Linked DNA regions of Mus musculus: region 1 is linked to region 2. Evidence: chromatin loops called from intact Hi-C (ENCODE). Cell type or tissue: left cerebral cortex. All regions are shown on one strand. Links, peaks and the distances in the headings refer to the core of each region. The heading gives the core; the rest is flanking DNA. Region 1 overlaps Dscam (DS cell adhesion molecule). Region 2 overlaps Sh3bgr (SH3-binding domain glutamic acid-rich protein).

Evidence for each region. A loop is a pair of places that touch in the nucleus more often than their neighbours do. Peaks named below come from ENCODE experiments on the same cell type or tissue, not always from the same donor. Only the 100,000 strongest peaks of a DNase experiment are listed, where the experiment ranks them.
Region 1: a loop joins it to region 2, with 2.1 times the contacts of the local background. A loop is called at or near these places in 3 of 42 quality-filtered maps.

The regions. Positions count from the first base shown.
Region 1 is chr16:96,596,948-96,607,602 of GRCm38, forward strand. All of the region lies in intron 32 of Dscam (DS cell adhesion molecule), which reads right to left. Among named protein-coding and RNA genes, the nearest start is that of Gm32509, 120 kb to the right of the region's middle. In left cerebral cortex, for the core only: no CTCF peak of the experiment used is centred there; DNase peaks (open chromatin) are centred at 5,473 and 6,079.
Region 2 is chr16:96,225,535-96,236,189 of GRCm38, forward strand. It overlaps Sh3bgr (SH3-binding domain glutamic acid-rich protein), which reads left to right. Exons shown (of 8, transcript NM_015825.2): 8 at 2,989-3,399. It also overlaps a transcript of B3galt5 not described here. Among named protein-coding and RNA genes, the nearest start is that of Sh3bgr, 30 kb to the left of the region's middle. In left cerebral cortex, for the core only: CTCF peaks have their summits at 5,054 (motif pointing right) and 7,956; DNase peaks (open chromatin) are centred at 3,625 and 5,082.

The DNA.
Region 1 (10,655 bases), core at 800-8,799, 370 kb after region 2:
TGGTCAGAGCAGCTCTTTCGGCTGTGAGAGTGCATCCAACGGACATGCTTAATAATGCATGTGCTTATGGGGAAGGAAACACTGGTCTGCGTTCATAGTCAGCATTTTATGTCGATTGAAATCTAAGCCCACACACTAGTTAAATACCGATGGGGAGATGGGATTGTCTGGAAGTCTTTTTTAGACCCTACATTCCTCAGATGCTTATACATATCAAGGTCACCACTGAGATGTCTGCTCTTGAAAGAGAAGGATTCAGGGTAGGAGGTGACTACTGGATGCTGACATCCTTGCCTGTCCTGCCTCCCTACCTCTCTTTATCATAAGGGAGACATTCATTCTTGACTCCCATTGACTGTTAAGTGCATCCTGGAGGTTGGAATGGACATTACAAGCATGACTGGTATAGATCTGGGCTAGGTTGCTCCTATCCACTATTGGGGGAGGGGGGGTGCGGCTATGGCAAGGCCTCCATTAAGTAGTTCACACATGCAAGTTTCATCACAGGAGTTTAGAGGTGGAGGTCTATCAGAAGTACGATAGAGCCAATTAGTGGTCCCTGTGGACACAAGTCCAGGACTCTGAATGTGGCTTCATCCAGAGAAGTGGCCTTTGCAGATGGGATGAAGTTAAGTGACCGGAGAAATGATCATTTGGATTTAATATGGGCTTTAAATCCGATGACGTGTGTCTCTATATAAGAGCCAGGCAGAGGAACGTGGGTGGTGCAGAGACACAGCGGGGAGAGCCATGAGGGGATGGAAGCCGAGCCAGAGTGGTGTGGCCATAAGCCCAGGGGTAGCCTGGAGTCAGCAGAGCTGGGGTTGGCCATGAATGTGCTCTTACCTAGAGCCCTCAGAGGAACATGTGTCAGCTGGTGTCTTGACTTTGAACTTCTGGTCTCTAGAACTGCGAGAGAATAAATCTGTTTTAAGCTCCCAAGTTTGTGGTGACTTGTCACAGCAAGCCTGGGAAACTGATACCTTTTCTTTATTGTCTGTGATGGGCTTAGGGTCTCCCCATCAGCAGACACGATCCCTCCTTTCCCATTACTCATATCTGCCTCCTCCAGCCTAGGGAAGAGAAAAGGTTGAAGAAGCTATAGAAAGTTCTTGATAATACTGGGAGCCCAGAGAAGCTCAGCTGGAGCTGGTGCTGGTGCCATCTGCCATCCTTCCTTCCTCCTCTGTCAAACCCAAGCCATGGCCCCTTGCCTGCTCTCCTACCCTGCAGAAGCAGACCCTGTCGATCTGGCTCCAAAAACAACCCAGAGCTTAGCAGTGAGGACTCAGTGGATCTGACTTCCTGCAGCTCCTCTAACTCCACCACTGGAGGAAATACATCCCATGCTGGTCAGCCAGGATCCTCTGAGTTGCCCCTACTTGAAAGCACCAGCAGCCAGCAAAGCAAGAGCCCTTTTGCTCTGAACTCCATATACGTACCATGGATTATATACCAGGGTGCCACCTCTGGCAGGTACATACACCCTGGACATCCTGTGTGTGGAATCTGTTGCTGAACAAACCTCAGAGTCAAAGCGCAGTCCTCACACTGTCTGTAGAGAGCCAGGCTGCAGTCTGCACCGTGGCTTTGGGGTAAGTGGTGTTAGTCATTTAGAGAGAGATCAGGAAAGCAGAAAAACACCCATTCTAAGTGAAGAGGAACATCTGGCCTGCATTCTATTCCCTACCCTCCATCTCCTTTGTCTCTGCTCACCCCACTGCCTACATTGTTTCTAGCTTCCCCCCAAGTTTCTTCAACCAAGTGAATGCCTCATTCCCAAGCCAAGCAGGAACCCAGGCTTGATGGAAGAGACTTATTGGAGTCCCAGCTGGGCCTCTGAAACACAATCCATGATTGAATCGGGCAACTTTGAAGCACACACCTGCACACTCATCAAGACCCTTTGCCCTCTGCTCTTGGAGTCCACACCTCTGTGTCGGCAAAGCAATGGGACAGTAGGAAGCTGAGGCAGAGGTGAAGATGCTGAGCATATGGTAGTGTGTGAGGCTGGGCTGGGTGGGATAGGGTGTGGTGACAGCCAGGGACTGGATGAGAGGCAGTCAAAGGAGAGAAGGGACAGTAGAGGACAGAGATGACAGAGATGGATACATGCAGGAAGATGGAAGCAGAAGGCAAGTAGAGGAAACACAGCCATAGAGAGATGAGAATTAAAGGTGGGGGTAGAGGAAAGCCATGGAGAAGACAAGCCTCTTGTGACTCATGGGACACCGGGGAGGTGAGTGTGATAGACCTGTGCACTACACTCGTGGAATACCCCCCTCTTAACTTCAAAGATATTGCAAGACCACCTGAATGACACACACTTGTTCTAGGCACTCCTTCTTACATTCCCCCCACCCCGTCTTGTTACAGATGATAAATGGCACCCACCACTGCCCTTCTGGGAGGAGCCCAGGCCTTGGATTTGACTCACATTTCAAGGGAGGAGGGCAATTTAGCTATTAACTCAATGCTGTGTGTTATTTTCTGATACAATGTTTCATTTTTCATCCCCTGCTGCAGACCTCTGGGGACCTTCGGTGACAGTAATGTTTCTGAAAGTCCAGATTAAGTAAGCTGGCATCGATTTCTCCCCTTCTCCTAACTAGTCAGCATACAGATGTAATTACTGCCTCCCTGATCCCTCCTAGACATGAATCCTGCTACTACAGCCTCTCATCCATCAGCACCTAAGGCTCAGAGCCTGTCATCCTCCACCAAGGAAGGGGGCAGTCAGGCCCTGTCTGTCCTGATGGTGTGCAAGCTGCTCTATGCAAATGTTGCCTCCTTTTAGCTAAAAACTTCTTGAGCTTTCCCAATCTATTCAGGGTCATACACAAAGCCTGGTGTGTCATATCTGGAAAGGGGAGGGCAAAAATCCATCAGAATGCTTACAGAAGTCCTGGAGTGTGAGTCAGTCTTTCCACCTTGTCCCTGTCCCCTGACCCCACGACCAGTTGTCATACACCATACAATCAGAAGTATCTGGTTTTGGCCAGTCACTGAGGTTGACCTCACCCCTGGGGATATGTGACATTATTATTATGGGGGAGGGGCCAGGGAGGAAAGCTACTAGCATCTATGGGCCAAAGAGTGGCAGGTTATCAGGACCCGCAGCACCACAGATAGCCACCCTGCCTCAAGTATTGATGTCACTGCTGTTAGGAGCTATCAGTGTAAATGGTGAAAGTTCACAAAATTGTAAGCAGGCCCTTCTTACCTTCTGGTTCTACATGGAACATACTGAACTCAACCTGTGTAGGATGCTACTGTTTACAGTGTACCAGCCCATGGGAACTTGACCTTCCTGGAAGACCATGGGAAGATGGGTGAGTCATACAGTGGTCAGAGCCAAAACCCAGGTGTTTTTGTCCCAGTGACTCTGGTGAGGTGGTTGCTGAGTGAACTGGAAGGGTCAGCGTTTGCAAGTTCACACTCATCTCTCCTCTGCTTCCAAACAGCTCTGGGACTCCCCCCCCCCCCACCCCATACAGGGGCATTTACCCTGCTGGAGCACCATAGTCCAGGGCAGGGGCAATGAAATGTCTTCAGGCTTTCAGCCTGACAGAGTCATATGTACTAAGCTGTCTCACCTATAACATGGGTAAAGTATATCTGCTCTGGAAATTGTAGGGCTAGCGTGTCTTGTGGAAGAAATAAATTCATGCACTTTCAGGACTGGGCATCACGGACATACTGTACTCTGAAGCTGACTTTCCTTTTTCTTCTTCAATACCTTGTTATCCAGGATCCAGGAAGCTACATAAACACTGTCCCAAATTCGTGGAAAAGCTAAGTGTACCACAGTTCTCAGGGACACAAATTGCCTCCTGGGAGTCATAAAAGGCACCTTTCATCAATTTCTAACAAGGTTTTGATGTCTGTGCTTGGAGGCAGTTGGATATTGATGCAGAACTAAGCAGCAGAGGGCATGTAGACCTAACAGTTTCAGTGATGATCATGGAGATGAGCCTTGTAACATTATAGCTAAGGAGCTTGTGATGGAAGGCCACTGTGGACTCTGCCCTCAGCTCGGGCAGACGGGATCTAACACGTTCTTAGTTTAATATTAATGCCACACCACGGTAATAAAAACCCTTGTAAACCGATCTCTCTGTAAACGAGTCTTCGCTCCCAAACAGCGATGAGGAAAAACACTAAATAAATAATGTGACATTAATATCAGAGGGCCCAGCGTTTGGGCTCGGTTACTGTTCTTGGCTTGCGGTTTGGAGTCTTCATGCATTTTTAAGAGTACATTGATATTGTGATCTTCCTATGTGCTGATGGATTTTACAAACTACACTGAGGTGTGGGGTAGGACTTTGACTTGGTCACAGTTCGATAGTCTTCAGTAGTAAAGTAGTTTATATCATATTGGGATCAGAAACTCTTATTTGGATGAGGGTACTGGATTTCTTACTGGGAACACTGGGAAGGGATGTGAGATTTTAAGACAGACCTACCTCTCCCAAGAGGCCCTCTCAGGAAGCACACACTGGTAGCCTGGGCTAGGGGCTTGTACTTGCTCAGTGTTACAAAGCAGGTTAACAGTCTCAGCTCCCAACCACAGCAAACAAAATGACAGACTTAGGTCCACCCCACAGCAGGAGCTGAGTTAAGGCAGAACTAACCCAGGGTATCAGGGGCCAAGAGTTGGAGAATGGAAAGCAGAGGTGAAGCTGGTGGGGAAGATGAGGGGTTGATTCTTCAGTGTCTTGCCCACTTCTATCTCTAGAGAGGTAGAGAGCCATAGAAAGTATTAGCTGTTACATTTCTTGAAATTATGTCTTGTTTTTTTTTTTTTCCCTGTTGGGGATCTGGGATGCATTAGAATATGAAATTGGTAGAAGCCACATGGAACCATGTTAAAAGACAGTATTCTCCATTCTTGTCTCTACAGAATATTCTGTAGACTTTCATGATGCTGAGTGTGTGTGTGTGTGTGTATGTGCACAGGCATGCCTGTCTTCACAGTTGGGTTTTGTCCAATTTCTTAGATATTTTTAAAAGATTTATCTGTAGTATTTTCAGGACCCCTTCTCTGCAGCCTCTATTATGACATATTATTCAGATAAACCAATGGGATTGTGGGAGGTATTAATTAAATATATTAATACTTTCATGGGTTGGGGTGATAACATCTTTCTATATTAAAGAGATTCAGTCAGTGGTAGTGGCCTACATATATGTATTCTGATGGGGTTTGCAGTGAGTTTGCATCAGGGCAAGGTTTTGAGACTTAACACCTCCCGAGAGACTGATAGAGCTTTCAGCTCTTCAACAATTAGAACCTAACCCCAGCAAATCAGCCAAGAAAGCATCAAGCTGCCCACTGGGCCTCAGAAGCCAAAGAAAATGCAGTCATATCCAAGAATACTTCTGTAGAAGGGGAGAATGACTAATAGCCCAAGCCACAGGAATGGCTACGTATACTTTGCAGAGCACTTAGCTATGTTAGAGCCTCATGGACAGAAGGCTTCTCTGGAAAGCAGGGACAGAGGGGGAGAGTAGAGGGGGTGGCTGCTGAAAACTCAGGAATATAAATACTCAACTTTTGTCTCAAGGAAATGGGTTGTCAGGCTAGTTTTCTATCACCTTGACACAAACTAGAGTAACCTGAGGGGAGGGACTGGAGGACGTGCTTCCACCAGACTAGTCTGCAGGCATTTGTCTGTGGTACTGTTCTGATTAGTAATTGGGTGGGAGGGCCCAGCCTGCTGAGGGCAGTGTCTCCCATGGGCAGATGGTCCTGGATGGTAAAAGCAGGCGAGCAAGCTAAGCAGTGATGGGGTGAGAGAGAGAGAGAGAGAGAGAGAGAGAGAGAGAGAGAGAGAGAGAGAGAGCGCGCAATGGTTCTCAGTGGAGCTTGCTTCTGCTCCCGACTGAATTCCTGGCCTGACTTCCCTCACTAGATTGGGATCTGTACACCAAATAAACCTTTTCTTCCCCAAGTATCTTTTGGCCATGGGTTTTTTTTATCACAATAGAAAGCAAATTAGGTCACAGACTTGGAATTCTAAGAATAGAACCATTGAGAAGAAGTCTTTCCGTAATGAGTGCACTGAGGGACCATCCCTGAGAACAGACTAGAATCCTAGGGAAATCTATAAGAAGCCAAGCTGCAACTACCAGTCAGGGAGATCTGGTTTCTAGGAAGGAGCAGAGATGAGCACACTGCTCTATATAAACTGCAGAGTGGACAAAAGAGCCGTGCAGAGGTGCAGTCTCCTGGCCTGGCTCCTAAACTGTCATCCCTGTGGGGCATGGGGATGTCTGTGTTTGATGGGTCAGATGGATCTCTTGACTCACACTGTAAACACCAAGCTCCCTCCAACCTTTATTTTCTCTCTTTTGTCTGCTTTTGGATCATGGCCACACAGGGTCTTCTCTATGCTCCTTCTCCCAAATAATTTACATCTCATTGCCTCTGTGAGACTTCTTTGACCATCTTTTCCAAGATACCCACTGCTAGACATGTAACCCATGCAAGCACTTAGCATGTCCTAAAGCTTTGGTGTTAGCTCATGCAGTTGCATCATTATAGCTTCTTATAAGGATCTTTCTGAGTCTGTCTCGTACCATATTCTCAGCTCCCAAGTCATTCAGAAGAAACCCAATAAGTTATCCACAGGGACAGAAGGGGAAAAGCTCATTCTAGTAATTGTATTACAATGTACAGGCCCTAAAAATTAAAAAAAATCATTAAACTCTTAAGCCAAGCTGCAAAGGAAGAGTTAGGGGTCTCCCAGGGAGGTGGTGCTTACACACACACACACACACACACACACACACACACACACACACACACACTGCTCTTCATCCTCTCTCATGACTGAAACTCATACATTTAGGAGAGGATAACAAAATGAGATGAAGGAATACTAAATCATAATCCAACAACTGCATCCAATAGCTGGTTATTTGGTGGAAGCTCTAGATAGCAGCTATTGAATGGGTGAGCCATGGACCAGCTGGGACCTCAGAGACACCATCAGTGGAGACTGGAATGGGTGGATTTGGAGCCTATAGAGTGCAGGTGCCGATACCTTAGGGTCCTTGCTTTCCCTGAGGCTGCTGGGCCAGGTATGAAGGGAGCATGGGCGGTGAGCTGATGTGTCAAGCCCTGCTGTGTCATGGCTCAGGCGTACCGGCCGAACATCACAGATAAGTGAGAAGGCTTGGCCAAAGAGCAACAGAAAATGGTTCAGGGTATCCACAAAACTAAGAAGGGGCTCTATAATCAAGGAGACAGGTCCTTGAAACATTCCAGCAATTTATCCTAGGAATACAGAGTTTGAACCTCTTTGCCTTTTGAAAGATGTGATCAGCTAGCCCTGACTGAAGAAAGCAAGCACGTCCTAGTAATAAAATATACGTATCTTAGGAATTCAAGTCAGGCATTATTATTAAAATGTAAAGCTAGACTCTGACTTGTATGTATGTGGGTTATCCTCTACCTGGAAGTGATTTGTTTGGATTTGTCAAGGGCAAGAGGGGAAAATATGTCTTTTTTTTTTTCCTTAAAAGCATGTTGGCATAAACTCGAATGTCCTTTTGTATTTGAATATATCTGACTAATCACTTCTAGTAATTAAAATATTAGCCAATCGCTCAATCTTGTTATGAATACAACACTGACTAAAGAAGACATATTCAATAACATCTATGCACTATGCATAGACATAGTACTCTGTGTTGATTCTAACACTGTTAATTCATTTAAAATTAATTCTTGAACACTGCCTAGGGGTGCCTATTAGTATCTAAGACCCGACTCTTCCTTTCTTGGAGCCATAACCTAGACAAGTTCATGTATATAACTTGATGCCCATTTGTAGGGAGTTTGAAAGTTTGGAATCATGATCATTGGTACTGAAGACAGGCAAAGTAAAAAGATAAGGTGATAAAATGAAGAGGTGATGGAGAAGAACAGGCTGTGCTAAGAAGCAGAAAATAATATTCCTCATCCAGAACTCAGAGGGGGAACAGGAAAAAAGTGGGTTAGTTAAAAGTACTGGTCAAAGAAGGGGGTTAGAACAGCAGGCAGCCTTCTGCTTTGCACGTCTTCCACTTGACATGTATGTAGCCATCTTGACGCATCCCCATCACAGCTGCCCCTCAGTGTATCATTTTCAAGGCATGATATTAAGATAGAGAAGATAGTGGGATGCGGGTTTTTACGGCCAGATTCTAGTACCAGAACTGTGACAGACTCGTGTTCATTTGCTTGGACATTATGCACACACTTGATGCATTTAGGGCTGACTGATGTCACTTCTGCCTGACCTTATAGCCCTCATTTTTCTGACCCAAATCTGAAAGGTTACTCTGGCCTTACCATCACCCTGGTGATACACTATAATTCCATCAGGAAATCCTCTGTTCTGTATTTGATCTGCCTGTCCTACACCTTCAGACCTGTTCTCCTGCTGGACCTGGGGTCCCGCAGAACCAGTTCTGCACCTCATACCATAGTATATTAATAACAGATAGTTCTTGAGATAACTAATGCAGAACCCCCTGAAGGATTAAGAAGGAACAACAGAAAGGTTCCCAGAGGATGAAATCTCTCTATAAAGCATATTAAAAATCCAATAATAATCCAGCCCTGTGGCTTAGACAAAACAAAGTTTGTGTACATCAGAACTCACATTGACTCAAGAAATTATTCATATCTAAAGTTATAAAAATCACTTCACTTTAAATAATGCATTAAGATGATAGCCACTTTGTGGCGATGTCTGGGATGCCCTAAGGTAACAATGTCACAAACAAAGTATAAACTTTAAATAAAAGAGATTCTTAACCTAACCATACAGACGGCATGCCATCAGAAAGAAAGGTCAGGCCTTTCATGATTTGAACGCTTGCAAAAATAGGGCACTCATCCTACCTGGAAGCACTTTCTATGGCCTAAATCACACCCGAAGGAGAAGTAGTGTAATGGTCTCTTATATGAGAGCAGAGAGTAGACAGGCTGTGGAGATGGAGTGGGTGCTTTCAGGACTTTAATGGCCACCAAGAAAGGAAGGCGGGGGAGAGGGGTCTACACTCCGGGGATTCTAACAACTATCTGGAAGTCTGCTGGTACCCCAGAACACTCTCTCTCCTCCCTGCTTCTCTGCATTTGGCAGTATGCTCATGGACAACTCCAGAGCAATGATACGGTATCATGCCCAACTACAGTTGCCAGGAGGTGCCCAGTGGCTCATGTCTTCTCCTGCTGTTCTCGTCACTTCTAGGATGAGCAAGGTCCAAAAGCCATTATCACATCTTATCTTCATTTGCCTTTTAAATAAATGCTATGAACAGCAGCAAAACACATGAATGAAAACATGCAGGAGTAACGGCCTGCACTCTCCCCTGCAGAGGCAGACAGTGAAAATGAAATTAGGACTCTTTACTGCGTCTGCCACAACTTTTGAGTCCATCTGAGAGATTGCTTGCCAGATAGGTAATTCTCATTTTACATATTTTTCATGCATTTATTAGGGCCTTATTTGAGTTTTGCCTTATGCCATAAGACCCAACACAGTGATCATAATTTAAAGAGGGAGGTATATATATATATATATATTTAAATAGTGCCAGTGCTGTGGCTCAGATAAATGGTGACATGCTGAATGTGTATCTTTGGCTGTTCCATGAAGGAATGGGTATGGGGCAGCCCTTACAGATGGGAAAAACAAAAACAAAAAAGGTGTTTCCTTAGGTGAGCAGTCCACTGGCCTGGTGGATTCAGTTTGAAGCTTTGCTTCAGTTGTGCTGAGCGTGGTTTGTTAATACAACAGCCAACATGTAATAACTAAGTTTCTACAGAAAACTTTTCATTTTTCTGAACACAAGGCCCAACCAGAGCCCTCTCTGTGTCTGTGGTTGGGTGGGTGGATGTTCCTGGACTTTTTCTTTTAGCTTAGACCATGAAATCCTTGGACATGTTAGCACTTTGAAAGACTAGACCTTTGACTCATGTGCTTTGTCTATCCTCTCTCATCAAGCATAAAGTCTTAGGTCTCACTCAGAAGCCCGGCGTATCCACATGAGGTCAAGCTGAAGTGGCGTTAGTCCTTGACCTGCATTTTCCAGTTTCTGTCATCTTCAATGAATACCTTGGTAAAGGAGGTTCCTAGTACTGACTGCTGCTAAGAACCCCTCCCTTTTCAAAGTCTCCCCAGTGAAACAGTCTTTAAAACACAGCTCTTGACCACTGACTCTTCTCATCAAGCAGAGAAAGATGTCTTTCTTTTAACTCTGAGTTCCTGGGCTCTGTCTGGACACCACACCATTGTTGATGTCAGTGCTAGGGTTGAGGATGGCTGAGTGTGTATTCAAGGACCACTGTGCTGGAAGCTTGGTCTTCAGAGTGCAAATGCTGGGAGGTGGTGGGATGGTAAGAAGTGGTAGGCCATGGGATACTACCCTTGACCAGGCTTCAGGCGGTTCTGTATCAGTTATCTTAAGAACTACCTATTTTTAAGTCTTTTCACATACAGTAAGTTCTTGTCTCACTGTGTGGCCTTTTTGTACATGTATACCCCTCCCTCCAAATGCCATTAATGATGAGGGCCTCACTGTAGAGTAATTGATGTTAGCACCATGCCATCAGACCTCCATAACTATGAGCTGAATAAGCTTCCTTTTGTAATAAA
Region 2 (10,655 bases), core at 1,278-9,277:
TGTGGACACACTGTGGACTAGGAACACTTGTGTGGACACACTGTGGACCAGGAACACTTGTGTGGACACACTGTGCACTAGGAACACTTGTGTGGACACACTGGACTAGGAGACATTTGGCTTTTGCTTCCTTGTGGTTTTAAATATCTGTTGGTGATAAAACAGTAACTATGTAATTCTCTACAGGTAGGTAAGTATCACATGAGTATGTTAATGGGAGAATGGCAGTTTACAGTGACTGGGAATATGAAGGATGTGGTGGGATCCTTAGCTACCAGAGGCTAGGTGAAAACCCTAGAAATCACCTTGTGCTGTGAAAGCAGCTGGTTTCTTGAGACACAAGGACAACACATTTGCAAAAAGGGGTTGCTGCTGTCATTGTCTTTGTGACCCACTCTGGGGCAGCAGGTATTTTAGGATCGTCCTTACAATTTTTCTGCCATGGCTTTAAAAAAATTGAAGAGTATTTTAGTCTCTTTCCTGTCTATATCACACCTGTGTTAAAAGACGTGAGTCAGACTTCCAGTTACAGCCAGGAGAGCAGCTGAGGAGGACATAACAAGGGACGAGTACCCCAGCACACAGTAGGCCATCAGCAAGACCTGTGATGAGACTTGGTCCCCGACTAGAAAAAAAGGTTCATGTAGAGATGGAAAAGGAACTCCTTGGTACTCTGATGTATTGCTTAAGGAACAACTTAAGCAATGCTGTGTAGACAACCGGTGAGGTGGGGTCTGCCATCTTGAATGGTTGGTTTAGTCAGCTGAGTGATAACATTTGCTGGGGTCACCAGTGCAGCCTTTGCTGCATTCCTCTGTGTGTGTGTGTGTGTGTGTGTGTGTGTGCGTATGTGTATGTACACAGAGTGAACATTCCATCTCAAAATTTTCATGGAAAAGAAGCTTCAAGATGGTTTGTGTGTTCTTAGGACATCTTGAAGCTGGTGGGAATGGCTATCACAGTTTGTTACTGGTTCATAAAATTATAACCTTCCATTTATATTACACAGGACTTGATGCCTCCCCCATCCCCATGTTTCTTTTATGCTGTGGATACACACCACTGCCACCTGGCCATAGAATTCTACTTAGTTTTGTTTGTTTTCTTGAGACAGGGTTCCTCTGTGTAGCCCTGGCTGTCCTGGAACTCACTCTATAGACTAGGCTGGTCTTGAACTTCAGAGATCCTCCTGCCTCTGCCTCCCGAGTGCTGGGATTAATGACAAGCACTACCACCACTACCACCTGGCCACAGACCTCTACTTTAAGGTCAACTGTCTGTCAGATTTTGGTAACAGCTCCACTGCTAAGGAATGAACTGGGACTCATTTTTGAGAATTTTATAAAATTCCATCAGAAGAACTGGGGAAAATGCAAAAGTGATAAATTTACCATCAAACTAGGAGTAAAGCAAATTGCCACAGGGCCACAGGGCCACAGGGCCACAGGGCCACAGGGTCACAGGGTCACAGGGCTACAGGGCCACAGGGCCACAGGGTCACAGGGTCACAGGGTCACAGGGCCACAGAGCCACAGGGCCACAGGGTCACAGGGTCACAGGGCTACAGGGCCACAGGGCCACAGGGCCACAGAACCACAGGGCTACAGAGCCACAGAGCCACAGAACCACAGGGCCAAGAGCCACAGGGCCACAGAACCACAGGGCCACAGGCAGCTTCCCAAATACTGCAGATCCATCACTACTCACAACACTTGTAGAGTTCCTTGAAAATTATGCAGTTCTGAGATGACGACCATGAAATCCTGAGTGTGAAATGGCACCGTGGAGAGAGAAGCCTTAGTGTGTGGTTGTTGTCCAGGTTCAACCCCAGAGTTAAAATGAAAGCAATGTGGCACTGGGCAGAGCATTTGGTGTGTTTCCCCGAGGGTTCTAGGTTGGAACCCAGCCAGTAGTAATCTGTTTCAGAGTCTGAACACCTGGACGTGAAGGCGGGACCCAGGCAGCACCGCAAATTTCACCCTTGACTCCTCTTACTTTCTTCACGTGCGCCATGGCAGATAGCAGGGTCCAAGTCCCTGGGAACCACTCAGCTTCCAGAGGCAAGCCTGTCTCTGTGCTGGGGGATTTCATACTCAGATTGAAAACGTGACCTGCTGGAGTGCGTGGCAGTGAACAGAACTGTGAAGACACTCTCTTGTGCAGTCTAGAGTTGGAATCCAAACTATGCTTGAATCTGAGGAGCAACAGTGTGTGGTTTTCAGATTCTGCTTTGGTTTTTTTTTTTTTTTTTTTGTTGTTGTTGTTGTTTGTTTGTTTTTGTCTTTTGATGCAGAGTCTCATTCTGTCACCCTGGCTGGCCTTGAACTCATGAACTCACAGAGATCCTCCTGCTTCTGCCTCCTAAATGCTGCCTTTAAAGGCATGGTGGCACAGACCCAGCATAGTATTCGGAATTGAATTCCTCCTCCTGAGGCTGGACAGATGGCTCAGTGGTTAAGAGTACTTGCTGCTCTTACCAAGCATTCAAATTTGGTTCCTAGCACCTAAATTGCCTGGGACTCAAGCTCCAAGGGATCCCATGCCTTCCTGTGGCATCCATGGGCACCCTCATATACACATGATGCACACACACGCGTACATATGTGTATAAACATACATATTAATAAACAAATAAATAACACTCCTTCCCAATGCACATGACTCAATCCTGCTTTCTAGTGGAGACTTGCACTGTTGAAATTACCCATCAGGAACTTGGCTGAAGATGCAACCGCTCTGCCTTCCACTAACAAATGGTTGGGAAGCCATAGAGAGCTTTCCTTTCTTCTGGTGTTTGGTATATGTTAGGTCTGATAACCAGTACACACCTGGCTCCGTTCTCATGATGGAGATTTATTTTCTCTTCTTTACTTGCAGCCACAAATGGTAAAATGTGGCCCTGCCTTCCTGGTTTGTGGGTTGGATAGTGAAGATCACAGTGATCATTCTGTCTTTAACAGTCTTCTCACAATATTTCCTTCCTTCTAGAATATCCGAGCCACGAGGCTACATTTGAACTCTCTCTTCTCCATTAACGCAACGAAATACTTGGCTGGAAGCCAGCACCCTTCCCTCGGCACACCTGGGTTCACTGAGGACTCACGCCCTCCCAGACAGCTAGGTGCATGTGGGTCTCTACCTCACTGTGTCAACACGAGGCTGAATGTGAAGACTGCACGCGTACGCTGCCTGAAATTTTTGGTCTTTGCTTAACGTTTGTTTCCTTGGCTATGCACAAGTAGACCTTCTCGTTAATATTCTGCAAACAGGATCTTGAGGCGTAGTTTCCCCTCTGTGACATAGCAGAAGGATTTCTTTGTGTACTGCTTGTTTTAGGCTTGGCTTTCAGAACAAAACACTTCCCAGAGAGCAATCATAAATAAAGATTGATGCCAAGAATCTACCTGGTCTTATTGTTTTTCTCCTCACCCCTTCCTGGTTCATCTCTCTGCCTCTGTGAGGACTTGAACTTGCTCTTTCTGTTCAGACTAAGTCCTGTATACCCTGTCGTGCCAATTGGTTCAGGTTTTCAAGTGATTGCTGTGCACACTCTGCAGAGCACTGACACCCACACATGCAGGGGTGCAGCTAGGACATGATGTCTGCAACTTCACGGTCTTTGTACAATTTTGGCTGCAGGAACCTCTATGATCCCCTGGCTGCCGATTGGTTTGCAGGGTCAGCAACAGCTGACTGCTTCGGATAGGTTGGACCACATCACTCTGCTTGCCTGCCAATGTTACTTTATCAGAGCTATTTTCTTCCCTGTTACATTCTGTGGCACTCCGTTTCCCCTGCCATTCTGGGCAGGGATGGATGCCTCTGGCTCTGGGGGTGGGGTAGGCGTGGGGCAGAGGTGGGGGTAAGGGTACGGGCGGGAGGCAAGGCTCCTATCTTTGCTGTGCTGTCCCCTCTTGTCACAGTCACTGTGTTAGTGTCTCCTGCAGAGAGGTCAACTTCCCTCAGCTGAGCCATGCGCTGTTTACAATGTACTATTTAGCTGCAGCAGTCAAACTCTGGAAGATAGCTCTTTTCTTGTTACCTTGGTAACAAAAAGAGACTTTTTTTTTTGAAGCAAATTAGTCCCTCCCCCAATCACTGAAGTAGCTTTCCTTTAAAAACGTTTCTCTAAGAATTGGGAACAAAACACCCATGGACGGAGTTACAAAGTTTGGAGCTGAGACAAAAGGATGGACCATTTAGAGACTGTCATACCCGGGGCTCCATCCCATAATCAGCCTCCAAGTGCTGACACCATTGCATACACTAGCAAGATTTTGCTGAAAGGACCCAGATATAGCTGTCTTTTGTGAGGCTATCCCGGTGCCTGGCAAACACAGAAGTGGATGCTCACAGTCAGCTATTGGATGGATCACAGGGCCCCCAAGGGAGGAGCTAGAGAAACTACCCAAGGAGCTAAAGGGGTCTGCAACCCTATAGGTGGAACAACAATATGAACTAACCAGTACCCCACAGAGCTCGTGCCTCTAGCTGCATATGTAGCAGAAGATGGCCTAGTTGGCCATCATTGGAAAGAGAGGCCCATTGGTCTTGCAAACTTTATATGTCCCAGTACAGGGGAACACCAGGGCCAAGAAATGGGAGTGGGTGGGTAGTGGAGTCGGGGGAAGGGTATGGGGGACTTTTGGGATAGCATTGGAAATGTAAATGAAGAAAATACCTAATTAAAAAAAATTTAAAAAAAGTTTATCTTCTAAAAGCAAGGTAGGTAAAAGACTGGTAATAGGGAAACGATGGGTGAGGTTGGCCTCTCCTTGTGAGTATGTGCACATGTGCACCCCCAAAGAACTCAAAATTCCGTGTTGAAAAACAAGGAGGACCCCTCCTCAATTAATTGACTAATTTTATGGTAATCTGATGGGATTAAAGAGCTTGATTGGTCTAAAGAAGGCCCGAGCATTCAAAGTAAGATTTTTTTTTAATTAGAAAATCAGTGACATAAAAGCTAATTTGTTTCTTTAAGCCTGAGTAGTCTTTGTTGCTCATCCCTGGGGAGGGTCCTCTGTCCCACTGGTGCAAGAACCTACCTCACACTCTAAGGACCACTAGGGGGCGACAAAACACAGGCTTCGTGGTCTGGTGCCGTGGCCTTTAGGGCCAGCTGCCTGTTTGTCCACGGTAGGGTACTTCAGGATGAAATCACTGGGCAGCCAAGGCGTTTACCAAGGAAGAGAGCAGGCAAAACTAAAACCTCTACACAATAGTGAGCTGACAAGCACGTCGTCGTTCATAATGTTTTTATTCGAGATCACGTGCAGGTCTAAAATTAAAATTTGTGCACATATGAATCTATTGCATGTAAACACAGACATATACAAAATACTGGGCTCCATGGTGACATTTTCTTTCTTTCTTTTTTTTTTTTTTTTTTTTTTGTTTGTTTGTTTTCGAGACAGGGTTTCTCTGTGTAGCCCTGGCTGTCCTGGAACTCACTTTGCAGACCAGGCTGGCCTCGAACTCAGAAATCCGCCTGCCTCTGCCTCCCGAGTGCTGGGATTAAAGGCATGTGCCAACATGCCCGGCCCATGGTGACATTTTCACACCTACCTGGCAAGCATTTTCTGCTGTTCTCCCTTATTGTACACACTCTCTCTCATGTCCCCATTCTGTCCTCTGCAAGTTCCCATGTCCTAAAAATCTTTTGTCTTTAAATGTGTATGGGTGTTTTACCTTCATGACTGTACCACATCTGCAGTACCTGGTCCCCAGGGAGGAGAGAAGAGGGAGCCACAGCCCCTAGGACTGGAGTTACAGACACCTGTAAGCCACTATGTGGGTGCCGGGACTTGATTCTTGGTTTTCTGGGAGAGTCCCCTCAAAGCTTTAAAACTTTACTAGTCGCTTATGTGTGCGTGCCTGCATTAGTTTATGTGCACTTTGTGTGTACAGGTACCTGAGGGGGCAACAGGATGGTGTGGAATCCCCAGAACTGGAGTTCCAGACAGTTGTGAACTGTCATGTGGGCAGGAACCAAACCTGGGTCCCCTGTAGGAGCAGTGACTGCTCTTAACTGCTGAGCCATGTCTCCAACCCAGTTCTTAAAAACTTCAAAGCAGGCAAATAATCCGCTTTCCCATGCTTGCCTTCCACAGGAGTCCATGCTAACTCTGCCAGCCCCATGTTGGCAATTTTGATAAGGATTCTTGATCTTCCTGGACCCTCAGGGTGATTCTGAATACCTGAATATCTGGAAACATATTCCTGACCTGAGCTAAAGCATCCTTTTATGGCTTTCTGAAGCCTATGGCTTTCTTTCTTTTCTCCCCTACATTTTTTTTTCTTCCAAAGTGCTTGGTTTTGGTGTTTTTCATTGAGTTGTGAACTCTTTTTCTTTTTTCTTTTTTTTGGTTTTTCAAGACAGGGTTTCTCTGTGTAGCCCTGGCTGTCCTGGAACTCACTCTGTAGACCAGGCTGGCCTCGAACTCAGAAATCCGCCTGCCTCTGCCTCCCAAGTGCTGGGATTAAAGGTGTGCGCCACCACTGCCAGCGAATTGTGAACTCTTTAAGGTGTGTTAGTATGCTGTGGTGTTTAAACTAGAAGCCTGGGGCTGCTCAAGCACATGGTTTCTTCTGGGATGCAGACTCAAGCTGGCGAGGACTCCAGTGTGAATGTCGTGTGGTTGGGGAAGGCTTAACGTGGGGATCCCTGTCAAGGTTAGCGTTGTTGTAGATCCAACATCTGGTTCTTGCCAGCACAGCTGCTCAGTACCTTCTCCAGGATGGACTAGTGGGAATCCAGGTCACTGTGGGAGATACAGCAGCAGCAGTGCCTTTCCTGTTAATTTTGTTGTTGATTGCATCCTGCTGTGAGTCAGGCTCCTGAATAGGAAGCCTTACATATTCATTTTTGCAACCTGGTGAATCCTGTGACAGACGGAAGGAAAACCGAGGCATCCATGTTTGTATGTGAGCTACAAAGTCTGGAAACACAAGGGCAGAATATGAGAAGAACGCCTCACCTCAGCCGCCAGCACCCCAGTCTTATTCTACTGTGGTTCCTGGCTTTGATCACAGCCCACCCTGGATAATGCTTGGCACAGACATTTGGGAGAATGCATCTTGCTCCCCAGAGCTCCACCTTTCCTGACCCTTTCTAGGTCTTTGTTCTGTCAGTAGACTCAATGTTGCCTCCAAGACAAGTCCTCTGAGCCTTGGAGTATGGGAGTCTCTGTTTGGGTGCCAGTTGGTTTCTCACTGAAGTGGATCCATTGCATTTGGTGGCTAGAACAAAGCTCTAACAACTTACTTTTTTTCTAATCTTAACAATTTCATACCCTCTAATAAAAAGAATGACTTTTTTAATGTCTTCATTAAAAACAGATAAAATGTTACCCAATAAGGAGTTACAGCAGGATTGTTGATTGTAAGTTCCAAGTGGTAGTTTTATCTCTTTCATTCTATAAGCTCATTATCAGTTCAAAGCAATAGTTTTATCCACAGGTTCATCATACAGTCACAGCAATAGCTTTTTTTTTTTTTTAATGTAATAGAATCACCCACTCCTTTATTTAGAATTCCCCACTTACTTTATTATGGTGAACACCTGTGGCCTTATCCCTGGACCTGACCTAGAATGAATGATTTCCTTGATCATTAATTTGTTTGAAACCTATTTTTCTTCCTAGTGCAATTTACATGCTTATTACACATAAGAGCTCATTGAACTCCTTTTTGAACTACACAGCCTTTGGTATTCTGTGGCAGGAGGTACATTCTGTTTTCGATTCTAACCTTAAACTCTCTATCAACTATCTTAACTTCTTAAAATCAGTTACAGGGATTCTGTAAAATCAGTATCAGGAATTATATAATTCATGAATTACCAATTTATCTAAACAGCATTATTTCATGAAAGTTCATCTTCATGTTGATCTGCAGGAAATTTGCCCAATAGGGTGGGCTAATCCCCAGGAGTCATTCATAACAGTGTCCTCTAGGTGACTCCAAACCCAGGGGAGTTGCCAACTGAAAGTAAGCACCCATTGCAAGGCTCTGGGCAGCACAGCTGTGGTTCCTCATAAGTAGTTCTGATCTCAAAAAGAATTTGTGACTATTAAGTAGGAATTATAGTTTTTGATTGGTCACTATTAATTCCTACCTAATGTGTCACTAATTAAAAATATTTTGATTTGTGTGTATGTGTGTGTGTGTGTGTGTGTTGTGAGGTAGGGGCAGCAACCTCAAGTGTTTGTCTACCATCAGGTTTTTGAGGAAAGGGGGTGCCTATTTTATTTTAGAAGTATGCGTGTTTTACTTGCATGTATGTCTGTGTACCACATGCTTGGTGCCTGTGGAGTCAGAATAGAGAGAGTTGGATCCCTTGGACCCAGACTTGCAAGCAATTGTGAGCTGCCTTGTGGGCGCAGAGAACCTGGATTTCTGTCAGAGCAACAAGTGCTCTTAACCACTCAGCTATCTCTTCAGCCTGCAAATCCCCCTCTCTTTTTCCCCTAAAACAAGGTTTCATTAAGTAGCCCTGGCTGGCTTGTAACTCAGTATGTAGACCCATAGAGATACGCCTGCCTCTGCCTCCTGACTTAACCACCATGCCTGGCGGGTGGCTCTTTTTGTCGTTCACCAGTCTGGCTGCTCCACCTGCTTCTGGGATTCTTCTGCGTTTTCATGGCATCTCACCCTAGGAGTCCTGGGCTACAGCTGCCACTGCACTTGGCTTTATGTAGGTTCGGTCCTGATGCTTACCCAGAAAGCCTTTTACTCACTGGACCATCTCCCCAGCATCTCTGTTTCCCTGTAGCTTCTTTTCCTGGGAGAGGCCTGGAGTGGACACGAAAAGGTATAAAGGTGACCACACCATAGACACAGTATTCGGAAGTACCGGAACTACTGTAGATTATTCTCCAGTGTTAAAGGCCACCTGTGATTTTTAAATCTAAGAATGAACCCAACAGACAGTGCAAACAAAAAAGTAAACTTGTTTTACATAAGATCTCAAACTGGGAAGTTCCCAAATGAATTGCAATGCTCAATTCAAAACTCATGTGGTGAGCAATTACAGATGGCTTTGCAAAGTTCTGTTTTTACATATATAGTGTGTGTGGTGTACATGTGTGTGTGTGTATATATATGTATATGTATGTATGATGGGTATATGTGTGTATGTGTGGTATATATATATATATATATATATATATATATATATGTGTGTGTGTGTGTGTGTGGTATGCATGTGTATGTGTGTGTGTATGTGTGCATGTGCATATATGTGTGTATGTGTGGTATGTATATGTATGTGTATATATGTGTGTGTATGTGTGGTATATATATGTGTGTATATATGTGTGCATAGTGTATATGTGTGTGTACTTGTGGTATGTATATATGTGTGTATGCCTGTGTGTGCATATGTGTATGTGGGGATAGGATGTGCATGTGTGTTATATGCATATGTATATGTGTGAGTATGCTTGTGTATTTGTGTGCTTGCTTCCTTGTGTCTGAGTACACATGGGCTTGGAGGTCTGTGCGTTTGTGTGTACATGGAGTGGAGAAGTGAAGACTGGGTGTTGATGTTAGCTGTTTTCTTTGACATATTGAGGTAGAGTCCCTCATTGGCCCCAGAGCTCACCAGTTTACCTAGCCTAGCTAGCCAGTTTGCAGCAGGGATCCTGTCTCCGCCTACAGAGTGTAGGTGGCCACCATACTCCACATGGGTGCTGAGGACTCAGTCCTCATGCTTTCACTCTGAGCACTTTACTGGAGAGCCATCTCCCCAGTCTCCAACCATATAGCTTCTATCTGCTAAATCAGTGTTGTATATTTGATACCGACAACTAGTCATAAAAACTAATTTGGTAGTCTGCAGTTCAATTTGAATTTTATATTTTTCCTGAATTTTTTTTTTTGTCAAGGTTTAGGGACCCACTGTGGAGGGCAAGTCTGGTAACCATGGCAACACCATTGCCATCAGCAAAGTAGCTCCCAGAACTCAAGGTTTTCCGGGTAGGGAGGTTAATTCCTGTAACAAAGGCTTTCTGTTCCAGTGGGCACAGGAAAGCTCCTGTTTGAGTTGGTGGCTGGGGTGAGCCTTCAGGCTGCTGACTCTGGAGGGAAGAACGTAAGTTGTAGCTTGCCACCCTTAGTTGTTTTATGAACACGGAATAGTGAAAATGCTTGCCAGCAGGGCATGTTCCCCAGGAACCCACGCCTCTTCGCAGCAGCGTCACAGACTCCCGCATAGGTGCTGTGCGTGAGCTCGTTCTGAACAGCAGTATCGGTTCCTTGAAGGATTTCTCAAGCGTGTGTAGCGCGCACAATAACCCAGTTCTGGAGTGTTTCAAAGGGGTCACAAAACCTATCTTAAAGTAACCCCGGTGACCAGAATAGCCTAGTCCCACCAGCTAGCTGGGTAGCTGCTTTGTCAGCTGCTTCCCACAGACTGCCGCGGCCTTAACGGTGGTTTCTGAGGGCATCCTCCGCGGCTGCACCATCAAGGTTGTTAAATGTCCTCTGACGAGCCACCTGCGTGCTCCAAACTCACAAGACAGAGCGCATTCTCCAGCTAGTGAAGTGCTTTTCACGGTGAGCATCGAGCATTTTCTCAGAAAAATGATTTCTGAGACTGTGATTTAAAAATTTAGTGATGTAAAAATGTGCCATAATTCCAGTTTGTCTTG